Linked DNA regions of Mus musculus: region 2 is linked to region 1. The links are chromatin loops, found by intact Hi-C in ENCODE. Cell type or tissue: heart. All regions are shown on one strand.

The links. Hi-C counts contacts between places; a loop is a spot of excess contacts. Peaks named below come from ENCODE experiments on the same cell type or tissue, not always from the same donor. Only the 100,000 strongest peaks of a DNase experiment are listed, where the experiment ranks them.
Region 2: a loop joins it to region 1, with 2.5 times the contacts of the local background. A loop is called at or near these places in 4 of 42 quality-filtered maps.

The regions. Positions count from the first base shown.
Region 1 is chr9:41,460,749-41,463,248 of GRCm38, forward strand. All of the region lies in intron 3 of Mir100hg (Mir100 Mirlet7a-2 Mir125b-1 cluster host gene), which reads left to right. Among named protein-coding and RNA genes, the nearest start is that of Mir100, 69 kb to the right of the region's middle. In heart, no CTCF peak of the experiment used is centred here; a DNase peak (open chromatin) is centred at 1,273; H3K27ac peaks cover 1,074 bases.
Region 2 is chr9:41,325,539-41,328,038 of GRCm38, forward strand. No RefSeq gene overlaps it. Among named protein-coding and RNA genes, the nearest start is that of Gm25401, 13 kb to the right of the region's middle. In heart, no CTCF peak of the experiment used is centred here; a DNase peak (open chromatin) is centred at 1,503; H3K4me3 peaks cover 1,305 bases; H3K27ac peaks cover 1,895 bases.

The DNA of each region.
Region 1 (2,500 bases):
GATAGATCCAGAACACATCTACTAGTGAAGCAAAACGTCCAGAAGCTTTGGGGAGCCTTGAATGTTGAACAAATGCATTGAATGTTCCACCAACTTTCTCTAAGCCAGGGAGCTCTTTGCTCTCCACGCTTACATAAACTTTGAACACTGGTTTATATAACACTGGTGCTTAGAGAGCTCCTTGCCTGTGTAAGAAATCCCAACACAAAAGGAAACCAAGTGGAAAAACAAGGAAAATTCCTCTCGTTTACTCACGGTTTCCCCCCAAGCCAACCTACACAGCTGAAGAACATCTTTGCCCCCTACTGCTTTGAGGCTCACGGGGTATTGTGTATTTGAGAAGAAGGGCTCTTTTGTACCCTGTACGTCAGGTACACCCCCACCGCCAGCACTTAGAATCTTCTACTGCATAAGGTTCTTAAATTTGTGATACTATAAAAATGAACAAGAACAGCCAGGGCTATACAGAGAAACCCTGTCTTGAAAAACAAACAAACAAGCAACCCCCCCAAAACAAAAAAAAACAAAAAAGAATGAACAAGAAGGACTAATTTCTCTTCCCTGTGGAACACAGAATATGAGGAATTCTGGGTATTTATGTGGGAAGGGAGCCTTTACACTGCCTTTTCCCACAAAGGATGTATTTGGAGACAAGCTTAGAAGGAGAGAGACATTAAAGTTGCTTCTTTTAGTCTCATTAAAGATGCACCTGTGTTTTCTTTCTTGCTGTGGCTATTCAAAACTGTTGCGTTCTAGACTGCCGCCAGTCACGTTAGGTGGGTGTTTTCCTTGTTATTGTTTTGGTTTTGTTTTTTAGATGTGGATGGAACTTCAGAAACTGAACTTTGGTCATGCCCTGTCTCAGAGTTCAGAGTGGTTTGCACCTTTCAGCTCCGGCTTCTGAAATCAATGTACAATGTTGAATCTTGGATTTTCGTGGCACATTTCCTGAAAGGTTTATCTCTAGGCCCATCTTGTTTTTTTCTTTCCCTGAGAAAGACCCACATGTAACTTTGTACCCCACCGAGGAAATGTGTGGAACGTTAAGAGGCGAGCATGGTCTCCGTGGCCTCCCTTGACAATGGTGCTTACTTGCAAAGGCCGGAAGAACACAATGGTTCCTGCTTCCTCTTGGGTCCTGCCGGGTTTGGTTTTTGCTCTCCTGCGCCACCTGCTGTCAGGAGCACCACAGGCCTGCTTCCCGGCTTGCAGCCCTAGCAAGCCCGGCAGGAGCCAGAGCCAAACCCTTGGTCCCAGCAGATGTTGCTTAGGCTGCCAGGTTTCTGTCCAGACCTTATCTTTGTTGCCTCGTCTGGCTCCTAGCTCAGAATTCCAGTGTCCCCAAATGACTTGCCTTGCAGTCACGCAGACCCTGAGCTCACTGGCCAGAAGGAAGGAGTCTGCCAGTTTGAGGGCTGCTGAAGGGCAATTCTTGCTAGCTTTCTGAATGTGTGGTCAGTGGAAACTTGCTTTAGCAGTGAAAACGCACAAACATTTCTTTTGAAAGGGCAACGGGCATATGACATTTGTCCTTTAATGGACTTTCATCACATCCTCAATTTGTACCAATTGACAGCCCCCACCCCCCACCCCTACCCCCGTCCCAGTTTTCTCAAGTTTGATTTTTGGTTCATTGTGTTGTTTAAACTCTTGGGACTTTCCTGCATCCTCACCAATGAGTTAGTGATTTTAAACAAAGGACCACAGAGAGAAAAGGTTTGCTTTTCTTGCCTTCCGATGGTTCCCTGTTCTAGTCTGATCAGCTCTTGACAATAGGTTCTTACACATTTGTCCCTTAAACATATACTTACACATGTAATATAAGCATGGCATATTGGAGGCTCACCTCAAAACGTCACTGTAATGCCAAGACTCTAGCTGATCAAAATCCTCTAGGTATCATTTTCGAGGTAGGTCTCACTCTGTAGCATAGGCTAACCTCCAACTTATGGTTCTCCCACCTTAGCCTGTAGAGTGTTGGGATTACAGGTGTACCTCTGTGTCTGTCTCAAACTTCATCTAAAAAATTCTTTGCTATTTGTCTATCAAAAGGGAAAGGTGGCCCCGAGATCTCAAATGCTCATTTCCAATTTAATTCCTTAAATAAAGCTGACTTTGTAGAATGGCTGACTTCTGCAGTTACTCTGATAAGCGTGAGGCACATGACCAGCAATTGTTTTTTGAAATTAGAAGGGAAAAAATAAAACTCAGAAATATATGCATAAAAGAGACTTGAGATAAACGCAAGTCAGAACTTCCTGAGAGCAAAGGTTACATGATACTCTTGGGAAAGAGAAGAAGTGAGTGGCTGTGCCAGCAAGAGCCCTCGAGCGAGGGGGCACATTCATTTTGCTCAGTAAGCACTTACTAAATTCCTGCTCTGTGTTAGCACTGGGAGGTGCTGGTGTTAAGTACAGCAACTGACCACTGGGAACATAGAGGACAAGCAGACAATTTCCATATACTTTTTTTAAATGGCTGGGAGAGAGCATGATGTCCA
Region 2 (2,500 bases), 140 kb before region 1:
AGGGTCCCTGCCCTTTTTGCTGTGCCATGGGTCCTCTCTGACCTCTACGATGTCTTGCCATGAGGATGGTTCAGCCATTCCAAACTCTCTTTTTCTCTGGCTTAATCTAACATCTGAGAAATCCATTTGCTCTCTTTCTCGTACATATAAACACCTTGCAGTGTGTATGTGTGTTGGGGAGGGGGGCTCAGCTTTTTTCTTCCCTTAGAGAAAGCATGAAAACAAACAAAACAAGTCCCATGTCTGAACACTCCCAAAATTCTCAGAATTACAGAAAAGGAGGCACGTGTGAGTGACTGAATTTGTTCAAGAGCAGGAGGCAAGGAGATGTTTGTGTAACAACAGCCTCAGACAACAGGACCAACCAGAAGCACAGCATGGCTGTGTCATGGCTACAGGCCCTAGGAGAAGCTGGCTTTCTTGTCAGGTTTAGACAGATACCTTTTGTCAATCATGGATCAATGCTGGCCAGGCAAGCTTTGTCTCAGAGGCTTGCGAGGATAATGTTTCTTTGTAAGCGTAGTTTCTTTTGCCCTTTTAAACTCTAATGTCATTGTTTTTCAAACAAAACTCTGTGTGTGCTTTGCTGGAGCTTGCTGGATAAGTAAGCACTGTCATTTAAATGAGTATTTAATGTTATATAACTGTCATTTGGCACTTATAAACGGGAATCTGAAAATATCAGGTGGATAATAAAATAGATTTCAATATCATTCCTCAAAAAGGAAAGTGCCCTCTGTTTTTGTTGTGAATGCTGTCTGAGGCTTCCCTCCCCACGTCCCCTCTTCCCTGAGTAACAATCTTGTCTTCCAAGACCGTCAGAAAAATAGCCTATTTTTAAATTTTTAGACTTTCTGTCTTAGGGAAAGGGAAAATATTGTATGGAAAGCAACAGTGGCAGCCGCAGCAGCAACAACCACAACAATAAGAAATACCTGCCTTACAGTGTCGGCTGAATGCCCACGGATGCAATGCGCATGTTAGACACATCAGGCTAAAATGGATTCTAAGCGTATTCTTAGATTAGATTTAGTTACACAGCATTTTAGAGAGAGGTGACAGGTAAGCTTTCAAAACTGGTAGGCATTTTAGTTCATTGTAGCCAGAAGTTAAAAATAATTGCAATGAATTTTAAGTCACAAGAAAAACCTTCCTTCTGACCTGGCTCCCAGAGCTGGCTGGAGAAAGGCCTTTATCCAGGCATTTGGGACAGCTCTTTCTTTAGAGAAAAAGCCAGCCGTCTGTTTTTCTTCTCTCTGGGGTAGCTGCCATTTCGGACAGGCAGGCACAAAGCCGGGAACATAATCAAGGGCAGAGAAAACTCACCCCATGTTCTATTTGTCATGCTGACCCGCAGGTCATAACCTGAAAGTTTATGGATCAGGGAGACAAGGCCTCCCTGGAAGTCTGTTTTCTGGGCTTTGGCTGATGCTAAGTTCCTGACTTCTGAAAGAGGGGAGGGTGTGGACTTCCAGGGCTAGCCAGTGGGAAGGAAGTAATATTCATTAAGAGTGTCTCATGCAAGCCGCGCAGGCAAGCATGCTCAGTGTAAATTCTCCCGGAGTCTGTCAGCTATGTTTGAACTCAGTCCAGCAGGGCTGCCTTTACTTTTTTTTTTCCCTACCAGGAAGAATGCTCCATTACATTGTGCTTTGCCTCTCTCTCTCTCTCTCTCTCTCTCTCTCTCTCTCTCTCTCTCTCTCTCTCTCTCAGAAGATCAGTAACAATGTTATTTTCTGATCAGTTCAGTAATACAATGCCCTCTGATGTTCACACCAGCATCTCACTGGAGAAGAAAAGAATGTTGTTGGCTACCTGGGACCAGAAGACTTCTTAGGTCAGTAGAAGCTAATCAAGTACTCTCAAGGCTTCCAGAGTCAGGAGTCGTCTTTTCTTAGTAGTTCAGGGAACTGACAGCAATTTAATTGTCTTTTCAACTGGTGGGTGTTCATATACCAATATTTTTTTTCCCACGCGAACTATGGTTTTCTTATGCTAGAGTGATTTTCCAAAAACAGGGAAAGATATATCTTTGGATTAATTTGCATTTGAAAGAAACTTTTTTTTTTTGGTACAGGAGTTTTCTCTTTCTTCTTTCTCTTTCTTCTCTACTGCAAATTATATGTTTTTCAAGTAAATATTGTGGTGAACCGATGTAGCAGTCACAGTCAAATGTGGATGTGGTTTGCATGGCATTAATTCTTGGCAAGGGTGGCTTTCATGAAGTTAGCTTTTGTGCTGCCAAAGATAGAAGGGAGTTAGCTTATTTCTGTCATTGTTTCTGAAACTTTTGGTAGGTTTGGAGGCTGAATTGAGAACCCTTGGGGATGGGGGGGAGGGGGAGAGAGAGAGAGAGAGAGAGAGAGAGAGAGAGAGAGAGAGAGAGAGAGAGAGAGAAGAGCTTTTTTCCTGTTTAATGTGCAAAAAAATGTCTTTTTAAAAAAATATTCAACTCTCTGCTTCTCAGGAACGACTGTATCTTTTTAAGAGTATGTGTAGT